2 separate regions of the Homo sapiens genome follow, and region 1 is linked to region 2. Evidence: read pairs that join two places in POLR2A ChIA-PET (ENCODE). Cell type or tissue: PC-3. All regions are shown on one strand. Each heading gives the region's core, and the rest is flanking DNA. Links, peaks and the distances in the headings are about the cores only.

The links. ChIA-PET counts read pairs that join two places held together with the same protein. Peaks named below come from ENCODE experiments on the same cell type or tissue, not always from the same donor. Only the 100,000 strongest peaks of a DNase experiment are listed, where the experiment ranks them.
Region 1: POLR2A ChIA-PET joins it to region 2 with 7 read pairs; 2 of 35 experiments call an interaction of 5 or more read pairs at or near these places.

Annotation. Positions count from the first base shown.
Region 1 is chr12:112,212,165-112,217,770 of GRCh38, reverse strand. It overlaps HECTD4 (HECT domain E3 ubiquitin protein ligase 4), which reads left to right. Exons shown (of 76, transcript NM_001388303.1): 46 at 576-737; 47 at 850-998; 48 at 1,400-1,479; 49 at 5,121-5,284. Among named protein-coding and RNA genes, the nearest start is that of MIR6861, 52 kb to the right of the region's middle. In PC-3, for the core only: no CTCF peak of the experiment used is centred there; no DNase peak of the experiment used is centred there.
Region 2 is chr12:112,299,853-112,305,458 of GRCh38, reverse strand. The region is part of intron 7 of HECTD4 (HECT domain E3 ubiquitin protein ligase 4); the gene reads left to right. It also overlaps the pseudogene RPL7AP60. Among named protein-coding and RNA genes, the nearest start is that of HECTD4, 80 kb to the left of the region's middle. RefSeq lists enhancers at 1,841-2,100, 2,261-2,310. In PC-3, for the core only: no CTCF peak of the experiment used is centred there; a DNase peak (open chromatin) is centred at 2,128; H3K27ac peaks cover 978 bases.

The sequences.
Region 1 (5,606 bases), core at 450-5,449, 88 kb after region 2:
AAGAGGATGGGGACCAGACCTTGGAATTGATGATAATGGAAGATAAATAGTGTCTTAAAGGGATAGTAAAAATTTTATTTGGAAAAAAGATACACTTTTTAAAAAATATATGTGCCTGGCTGGGCATGGCGGCTCACGCCTATAATCCTAGCACTTTGGAAGGCCAAGACAGACAGATAGCTTGAGCCCAGGAGTTTGAGATCAGCCTGGGCAATATAGCAAGATCTCATCTTTACAAAAAATACAAAAATTAGCTGGGTGTGGTGATGCACACCTGTAGTCCCAGCTACTGGGGAGGCTGAAGCAAGAGGACCACTTGAGCCCAGGAGCTTGAGGCTGCAGCGAGCTATGATTGCACCACTGCACTCCAGTCTGGGTGATAGGAGTGAGACTCTGTCTCTAAATAAATAAATTGTGTGTGTGTGTGTGTGTGTATGTGTGTGTGTGTGTGTATGTGTGTGTGTGTGTGTATGCCTATATTTTAATACCATCAGATAAAATTTTTTTCTTCTTTGAGAGAGTAAAGGGATTGTGTTTGCAGTTCTACTGAATATGGGTTTTTCTCCCTGATGCAGCCCAAAGAGATTACTTGGAGCCCCTCGCGAGTGTTTCCGCCTGTTCGAGCCTGCATGTTCTCATCTCACCTTACCTCAGTCACCTTCCTGGCTGACCCCAGCGCTGGGGGAGGCCTGCCCCGGGGCACTTTTATCTATGCCACTTCACCACTGCCAGTTCAGGTGAGACATCACATGACACACTGTCTTTTGCATCTTCAGATTTGAAAGAAAAAGCAGGTCTCAGGCCCAGGATTAGCCCTCTGATTGCTGCTCTCTTCTGGCATCTCTTCAGGCCCCGTCTTTTTACTGGGAAATTGAAATCGTTTCCTATGGAGACACCGATGATGACACCGGACCCATAGTTTCCTTTGGCTTCACTACAGAAGCAGAGAAGCGAGATGGGGCTTGGACTAATCCAGTGGGCACTTGTCTTTTCCATAAGTAAGTAAAAGAAGTAGCTCAGTGTGACAGAGAGCAGTAGCCTCCCACAAGGTGTGTATAGGTGTTCAGGAAGTCAAAATAGAGTTCTGTCTTCAAGTGAGTTTGGGGAAAGGAGAGCATTATTTTTCCTTTCTGGAGATTTCCAGTGCACATTAGTAAGATTCCTTCCTAGTTGACCTGTAATTTTTTAAAAATCTGTTTATTTTGCAAATTCTATAACCCTTTATTCTAGGAATACAGTTTGGGAAATATTGGTGTGGGTATTTTAATACTAAAGTGATACTATAATAATCTCACAATGCTGACCACCCCCCCTCCACTTCACCACTTCCCTGTTTGTGTGTTGGCCAGTGAGGCTTATCTTTCTTGTCTTTGACCTCCCTTCTTTGTATTTTTCATAGCAACGGCCGAGCCGTGCACTATAATGGCTCCAGTTTGTTACAGTGGAAGAGCGTTCGCTTAGACGTGACTCTCTCCCCCGGTGAGTGCAGTGGGAGCTTTTCCACCCTGTGTGATTCTGTTGGTCTCAGGTTTGGGTCTAAACAGGTTAAAGTTGAATAAATTTAGCAATTGGAAATGGGCAGTTTGTCATTTAGCAAAAACCAAACACGTCCTTGCTGCCCCCTAGTTTACACCAAACCCCTCACTTTATGAGCCCTCGCCATTAGAGCCTCCATTTGGTAACTCCAGAGTTACGTGTACTTTTGTGCCTTAGTCATTAGATAATTCAGAGATTTTGCTTCTATCTGAAGTTTAGTCTTTCATTAATGAGCAGATAAATAGCTTCAAAAAAAGAGAACTCCACCTCTAGCTGTGAGGCACTGGAGAAGTGCCTTATTGGGCCAGGCACAGTGGCTCACGCCTATAATTCCAGCATTTGGGGAGGCTGAGGCAAGAGGATCACTTGAGCCCAGGAGTTCAAGACCACCCTGGGCAACATGGCGAAACCCCATCACTACAAAAAATACAAAAATTAGTGGTGGCGCATGCCTGTGGTCCCAGCTACTCGAGAGGCTGAGGCAAGAAAATCACTTGAACCCAGAAGGTTGAGGCTGCAGTGAGTTGTGATCATACCACTACACTCCAGCCTGGGTGACAGAGTGAGACCCTATCTCAAAAAACAGAGAGAGAGAGAAATGCCTTATTGGTAGATACAGCCTATAAACATCTGGTCAAGCTTTGACAAATGTTCTGCCTCTATGTTTCAGTCACATAGACAGTCAACTCAATAAAGAACCCTTTCCTCCTTCTTTTTAGTCTCCATGTAAATAACTAGATCTGTATAGTAGTTGAATTAGGATTGGCCCTACGTACTCCAGCTATAGCAAAAAAACAGAACTGTCCTGCTGACATTCGAAGCAGCCGAATATGTTGGTTACTTATTTTTAGACAATGCATCTTAGGCTTCATCTATAATAGAACTTAAATTGAGATACATAGTAAACAATCTGGGATGATGAGATGGGGAATATGAAGTCACTCCAATAGGTAGCCTCTTGTAGCTGCCTGGAGGTTACTTTTGCCATCACTTGTCCTTAAGGGGGCTGCTTGTTAAATTACACTTTTCCTGGGAGCACAGTGCGGTTTTTTTGTGTTTTTTGTTTGTTTGTTTGTTCTTTTGAAGTGGAGTCTTGCTCTGTCACTCAGGCTGGAGTGCAGTGGTGCAATCTCAACTCACTGCAACCTCCGCCTCCTGGGCTCAAGCAATTCTCCTGCCGTAGCCTCCCAAATAGCTGGGATTACAGGTGCCTGCCACCATGCCCAGCTAATTTTTGTATTTTAGTAGAGACGGGGTTTCACCATGCTGGCCAGGCTGGTCTCAAACTTCTGATCTCAAGTAATCTCCCTGCCTAAGCCTCCCAAAGTGCTGGGCTCTCAGGTGTGAGCCACCACACCCGGCCCCTGGCAGCATAGTGTTTTTACTCAAGCCAAGTCATACTATGACTTGGAAATCATTTCAGGGCAAAGTAAAAATTTTTCTCTTACTTCACAAAGCATAACTCAGACATCTCAGCAGAGTACTTACCTAAGTGCTTTCAGCACAAAAGGGTGTATGTCAGGGGGTGGGTGGTAGGCTGGGGGAGCGTTTTCAGTGTTTTTATTTCCTTGTTGCTGTATTTGTTGTTTTATCAGTTGTGGTTTTTGAGAACATTTAGGACTGGACTACGGGCACACAGACTACCCTCTTTCTAGAGAAATGTGTCTGCAAAGGAATAGGAATTAGAACCCAATCTGTCTAACAGAATCTCAACCCCTCTACCAATACATGGGCTTCCATTCATCAACAGATACTTGCTGAGCATCTCCTACCTGCTAGACCCTCTTCTGGCCCCTGGGGATGCCGTGGCGAACAATGACAAGTCCCCAGCCACTGGGAAGCTCCCATTCCTGTGGTACCTAAGCCATAGGAGACTCTGTGATCAAAACAGAACCTTAGAACTTCATGCACTTACTGGAGAGTTTACAAAAGATAAATTATAAGGCCACACGTGCTAGCAGCTTGCTTGAGGCAGCTGATGTAAGAGTGCCGATGCAATTGACAGGCTTCTCTTGGTTCTGTAAGTCCTACCACAGTGTCCAGTCATCTTATCAGATAACAGCCTGGATTCTGTTGGTTATCTTCACTTTTTGCAAAATGCCTTAAATGCTTATAAGTAGGAAACATAATGGAATTTAGTGGTCTATCTTTAGCTTACATTGTAGGTGAAGTTTAAAATTATATATGTATTTTTTTTCTTTTTTATTTTTTTTGAGACTGGGTCTCACTCTGTCACCCAGGCTAGAGTGCAGTGGTGCAATCACAGCTCACTGCAGGCTTGACCCCCTGAGCTCAAGTGACCCTCCCATCTCAGCCTCCTGAGTAACTGGGACCATAGGCACACACTACCATGCCTGACTAATTTCTGTATTTTTTGTAGAGACGAGGTCTCACTGTGTTGCCTAGGCTGGTCTTGAACTCCTGGGCTCAAGCAATCTTCCCACCTTGGCCTCCCAAAATGCTGGGATTACAGGCATGAACCATCATGTCTGGCCTTAAATTTTATATATATATTATATATATATATATATATATGTATATATTTTTTTGAGACGGAGTCTTGCTCTGTCGCCCAGGCTGAAGTGCAGTGGCACAATCTTGGCTCACTGCAACCTCCGCCTCCCGGGTTCACGCCATTCTTCTGCCTCAGCCTCCCAAGTAGCTGGGACTACAGGTGCCTGCCACCTAGCCCGGCGAAATTTTTGTATTTTTAGTAGAGACAGGGTTTCACCGTGTTAGCCAGGATGGACTCGATCTCCTGACCTTGTGATCCACCCACCTCGGCCTCCCAAAGTGCTGGGATTACAGGCTTGAGCCACTGTGCCCGGCCTAAATTATATATTTTTAGGCCATTTCTGAATATTCACCGGAGATGATATTACTAATACCTTTTTACTTATTCGTCATAAGTAATCCTCCATGTGTCAAAAGAGAAAAACTTCATTTTTCTATTTTAAAAATAGTACCTAGTGTTTTTCATTTTTTTCTTGCCTGCCAGGAAAATAAAGGCTAAATTTAATATGTAATTGCGGTAACTAATTTAACACAGACACTAGGCATTTTCCTTCTAAAAATTCTGACAGCTTCTTTAAATGGGTTGTTTCTGTTATGTTACTTTATATCTAAATACAAAAACTTAGGCTGGGCGTGGTGGCTCACGACTGTAATTCCAGCACTTTGAGAGGCCGAGGCAGGTGGATTGCCTGAGGTCAACAGTTCGAGACCAGTCTGGCCAACATGGCAAAACCCTGTCTCTACTAAAAATACAAAAATTAACTGGGCGTGCTTGTAGGCGCCTGTAATCCCAGCTACTCTGGAGGCTGAGGCAGGAAAATTGCTTGAACCTGGGAGGCAGAGGTTGCAGTGAGCCGAGATGGCACCACTGTACTCCAGCCTGGGCAACAGAGTGAGACTCCGTCTCAATAAATAAATAAATAAATAAATAACAATAACTTCATGTCCATTTCAGAAGTAAATGAGAGCATAAATAGTCTGTGATGTGTAGGGTGACACTCCGGTTGCAAATTTAAAATTTACTTAATAAAAGGGAGAAAATATGTTTTCCTTCCCGTTCTCTGCTATAGGTGACGTGGCAGGAATTGGCTGGGAGAGAACTGAGGGGACTCCACCTCCTCCGGGACAGCCAGCCAAGGGCCGGGTGTACTTCACATACTGCGGGCAGCGCCTCTCACCATATCTTGAAGACGTCTCTGGTGGCATGTGGCCAGTGGTTCACATTCAGAAAAAGGCAGGTTACCTTGTTGGGAAAGGAAAACAAATTCTCCTTCATCACCTGTTCCTGTTAGACATGGAAAAATGAAAGGGAGCAAACGGGCCCTCATTGTACATAATATTGGTACACAATGGCAGAGGAAGGGCAGAGCCAGCTTGAGCAAGTGTGTGTCTTCCTTTGTGTTGACCCCACAGTCTTAGCTTGAACAATGCTATATCAGGAACTTAGTGCTTCATTGCCTTGACATTTTTTTAGCAACCTTTCCCAGACAACAATGCAAGGAACACTAGAGTTCTTTCAAATGTCAGTAAAATGATTATGTGATTAAGTAAATTTT
Region 2 (5,606 bases), core at 213-5,212:
ACCAGATGAAGAGGCTGGGGAGTAGGTGAGGGAAGAACATTCCAGAAAGAGGATACCACACGTGCAAAGTGTCTGTGGCAGGAGGCAGCATGTTTTAGGGAGAAAAAGTGGGCCAGAGTGGCTGGAATGCAGAGAGAGGAGGAGGGCTTGGGGCAAGAAGCAGCTGGGAGCCACGGCGCTTTAGATCCACACCGTCTTGCACAGTGGCTGCTAGCCATACGTTGCTATTTAAATTTCACTTGAAATTTAATAAAATTAAAACTGGAGTTGCATAGCTTGATTAGCCACAGTTCAAGTGCTCAGTAGCCATATGGCTAGTGGCTTCTTCGTTGAACAGCAAAGATATAGAACATTTCCATCATGAAGAATGTTCTATTGGACAGAGCCGGTCTAGGTAGGATTTGTAGAGACTTATAAAAGAACAAATTGCCCCAAGCCAGGTCTGTGACAAAACCTTTTTTCATGAGGTAATTTACAGTCTCCTTCTGGGAAGAAATTAGCATTCCTGTAAAAAAACAAAAACAAAAACACCGAAGCAATTTTCTAATAAATTTTAACAGGATTAAAACATGTTCTGGGAAGCCAGTCATCCAACCCAGCAGCAGACTATCCATCAGGAGTCTCGTAACCTTTAACTGTGCAGGTTATTTTTCTATTGAATCTCACAGTGTCCTCTAACCATTATCTTACAAAATGTCCCTGCCAGAGTGAATCTTTGAATTGGTCTGCTACAGATTGAACATGTGTTCATAATTGTCAGAAAAGCTTTTTTTTTTTTTTAATTGGTTTTTAAAGAGACTTACCAGCTGTTTAAGGAATTTTCATTTAGGTCTTGGCTGAGCACAGTGGCTCATGCCTGTAATCCCAGTGCTTGGAAGGCTGAGATGGGAGGATCTCTTGAGCCCAGGAGTTTTAAAAAGGGAGCTGGAACTTAAAGTGGCAGTGTTTGTCTGAGATGACGGTGCTCCTGCTCTGTCAGAGACTAGCCTGGGCAACATAGCGAGACCCCGTCTCTGCAAAAAAATACAAAAATTAGCTGGGTGTTGTGGCATGTGCCTGTAGTCCCAGCAACTAAGGAGGCTGAGCAGTAGGATCACTTCAGCCTGGAAGGTCGACCAGAAGGTTGATTGGGGTGACAGTGAGCCCTGATTGTACCAGTGTGCTCCAGCCTGAGTGACAGAGACAGACCCTGTCTCAAAAAAAAAAAAAAAAAAAAAAAATTAGGTCTTTAGCCTAAGAATAATGGGAACATTGAAGAATTCCCTGATTCTCTGATATGCTTTTTTTTAATTAAAAGAAAAAATTGTATCAAAAAAATCCACACACTTTTTTCTTTTTGGATACAGGCTCATAATGAAAAACAGGAGACCCTTGCCCCACTCCTCCAATCCCAGCATGCTCCTCAGGCAATCACATTCTTCTGGTGGTGACCTTCATATCCCTAAGTAAAACGCTTATATTGCTATTTCTTGATTTATGAACGCCAGATATAAACAAAGTTGATTTTTCTTTCTTTTTTGCTGTGATAGATGAGAGTTTGTCTCAATTCTCCCTCTTTTCTTTTTTTCCTTCCTTTTTTTTTTCTTTTTTTTTTTTATTTTGAGAGAGAAAGAGAGGGTCTTGCTCTGTTACCCAGGCTGGAATGCAGTGGCACAGTCATGGCTCATTGTGGCCTCAACCTCCTGGGCTCAGGTGATCCTCCCACCTCAGCCTCCCAAGTAGCTGGGACTTAGGCGTGCATGACCACACCCAGCTAATTTTTGTGTTTTTTTGTAGAGACAGGGTTTCACCATGTTGCTTGGGCTGGCTTCGAACTCCTGAGCTCAAGTGATCAGCATGCCTCAGCCTCCCAAAGTGCTAGGATAACAGGCCTGAGCCACCACACCTGGCCTCCCTCTTTCTTTTCTGATTCCGCCTAGCATATTGATTTCCTTTGTTTTAGTTTTTCTTTTAGTTATCTTTGTAATTTACAGTTAAACCTTTATTTCTTCTTTATGAACTCTAGGCAGTATCTCTTATCCCCCTACTTTTAGAAGATAAGATGGAGAGTGTAGTATCCTTTCTCATACTTCCGTGTGGAGAAAGCCAAGTATACGTTTAGGGGAATACCCAGAGGAAGAGAGATGACTCACCCCACCAGCCTTAGAGCATGTTAGCAACTGGGACATCAGATGTGGTACACAGCCATTGTGAGACAAGGTGGTAGACCGTGAGTTTACATAAGGGCCTGCAGGCCCCCTTCCTGTTCACACATTTGCATTCAGATGCTGGCTGTCCAGGCCCAAGACTTAGTTATTTTCTGAAGAAACTGAATGACCCTGGAAAAAAGACCTCTCATACTGATGTTGGGGTCATCTAGGAAAAAGACTTGCCTCCCTGGTGAATCACCCACAAGTGATGTCTTCCAGCAAGCAAGACTCAACCCTGTCCACAGAATTCCTGATTAGTGCTGAACTGTTAAAAAAAAAAAAAAAAAAAAAGAGCAGACAAAATAAAAACCCAAACAAACAAAATTCCAAACTTTGGAGAGGTATGTGTATGGAGGGGAGGCAAATGGGTTAAAAAAATAGTGCTAATGATTGAAGCCAGGGGTTCAGCACATAGGAAGCTCATTGTTCTATTCTTTTTTCTTTTGTGTGTGTTGAAAATTTTCCCTAATAAAAAGTTTTAAAATTAAACAAAAAGAGCAGACTACCAAGGATCATTAGAAAAGTGAGGAAAGCTTCTAATATGAAGATTAAAAATGAGAAAAAGTTAAAAAACAGCTAACTGGCCTCCCACTGCCCAAGACGCTGAAAGGAAAGAAGGCCAAGGGGAAGAAGGTGGCCCCGGCCCCTGCTGTTGTGAAGAAGCAGGAGGCCAAGAAAGTGGTGAATTCCCTGTTTGAGAAAAGGCGTAAGAATTTTGGTATTGGACAGGACATCCAGCCCAAAAGAGAACTCACCTACTTTGTGAAATGGCCCGCTATGTCAGGTTGCAGCAGCAGAGAGCCATCCTCTATAAGCAGCTGAAAGTGCCTCCTGCTATTAACCAGTTCACCCAGGCCCTGAACTGCCAAACAGTTACTCAACTGCTTAAGCTGGCCCACAAATACAGACCAGAGACAAAGCAAGAGAAGAAGCAGAGGCTGTTGGCCCAGGCTGAGAAGAAAGCTGCTGGCAAAGGGGGCGTCCCCACTAAGAGACCACCTGCCCTTCGAGCAGGAGTTAACACCATCACCACCTTGGTGGAGAACAAGAAAGCTCAGCTGGTGGTGATTGCACACGATGTGGATTCCATCGAGCTGGTTGTCTTCTTGCCTGCCCTGTGTTGTAAAATGGGAGTCCCTTACTGCATTATCAAGGGGAAGGCAAGACTGGGCCGTCTAGTCCACAGGAAGACCTGCACCACTGTCGCCTTCACACAGGTGAACTTGGAAGACAAAGGCGCTTTGGCTAAGCTGGTGGAAGGTATCAGGACCAATGACAATGACAGATACGATGAGATCTGCTGTCACTGGGGAGGCAATATCTTGGGTCCCAAGTCTGTGGCTTGCATTGCCAAGCTCGAAAAGGCAAAGGCTAAAGAACTTGCCACTAAACTGGGTTAAATGTATACTGTTGAGTTTTCTGTACATAAAAATAATGAAAATAATACAAATTTTCCTTAAAAAAAAAAACAGCTAGCTGAAGAAATAGAGTAAAACTTCACATAAGCACCAACTGCTCTGTGAGATATGTGAAGATATTGCATTCATATTATAAAACAGGACAGGATGCCTCAAAAAGGAATTATCAGGGAAAGAGAAAATTAAAACTATGATTATCGAAAGAGTTAAGAAATATTTCAGAAAGGACAAGTAGATAAAGAACAGTAAATATGAGAGAAAAGATAAAAGATGTGGTGGAGCCATCCATCTAAAATCTTGCTAATAGGAGTTCCAAAAAGAGAACAGAAAATAAAGAGGATGACATGATCAAGAAATAATACAGGCGGAGGTCTGGGTGCAGTGGCTCACACCTGTAATCCCAACACTTTGGGAGGCTGAGGTGGGCAGATCATGAGGTCAGCAGTTCGAGACCAGCCTGGCCAACGTGGTGAAACCTTGTCCCTACTAAAAATACAAAAATTAGCTGGGCATGGTGGTGGGCACCTGTAAAGCCCAGCTACTAGGGAGGCTGAGGCAGGAGAATCATTTGAACCTGGTAGGCTCCACCAAGGCGGAGCTGAGATCGCGCTATTGCACTCCAGCCTGGGCAACAGGGCAAGACTCCATCTCAAAAAAAAAAAGTACGACCGGGCGTGGTGGCTCATGCCTGTAATCCCAGCACTTTGGGAGGCCGAGGTGGGTGGATCACAAGGTCAGGAGTTCGAGACCAGCCTGGCCAAGATGGTGAAACCCCGTCTCTACTAAAAATAAAAAAAAAATTAGCCGGGCATGGTGGCAGGCACCTGTAGTCCCAGCTACTCGGGAGGCTGAGGCAGGAGAATTCCTTGAACCTGGGAGGTGGAGGTTGCAGTGAGCCGAGATTGTGCCACTGCACTCTAGCCTGGGCGACACAGCGAGGCTCCATCTCAAAAAAAAAAGAAAAAGAAAAAGAAGTAATACAGGCTGGGTGCAGTAGTTCATGCCTATAATGCTAGTAGGGCCAAGAAGTTCAAGACCAGCCTGAGCAACATAGTGGGATGCCACCTCTACAAAAATTTTTTTTAGATTATGCAGGCATGATGGCACACTCCTGTAGTCTTAGCTACTCGGGAGGCTGAGGCAGGAGGATTGCTTGAGCCCTGGAGGTCAAGACTGCAGTGAGCTGTGATTGCACCACTGCATTCCAGCATGAGTGACAGAGTGAGAACCTGTCTCGGAAAGAAAAAAGAAACAATACAGGAAAGACTTCAGACTGAAGGACGTTGGTATCTGGATTAAAAGGTGTCTGACATAGTTAATGCAAAATGCCCACACCATCATGAAATTTCAGATTACCAAGGATAAAAGAGGATTCTAAAGCTTCCAGAAATGTAAAAAAATAATATACAAATGTTGAGCAATTCGAAAAGCACCAGGCTATCCAATAGCATTCCTGGATGCGAAAATGGAGCAGTACTTTCAGAATTCTGAGGGAAATTGTTTTTGTTTCTTTCTTTTTCTTTCTTTCTTTTTTTTTTTTTTTTGAGATGGAATCTTCCTCTGTCACTCAGGCTGGAGTGGAGTGGCATGATCTCGCTCACTGCAACCTCCACCTCCCAGGCTGAAGCGATTCTCCTGCTTCAGCTTCCCTAGTAGCTGGGACTACAGGCCATCATGCCCAGCTAATTTTTGTATTTTTAGCAGAGACGGGGTTTCACCATGTTGGCCAGCCTCGTCTCAAACTCCTGACCTCAAGTGATCCACCCCCTTGGCCTCCCAAAGTGCTGGACTTGTAGGCGTGAGCCACTGTGCCTGGCCTTGGGTCTTCCTTTTTAATAGTTCAGTGTCCCCTGCCTCCTGCCAGAAATTGTTTTTCAACCTAGAAGTACATATTCAACCAAAGTGTCAATCAACTGTGAAGACAACATAAAGATATATTTAGACGTATAGTTATGTAATCAAAAGCTGATACCTGCCTTGGAGGAAATAGAACAATTAA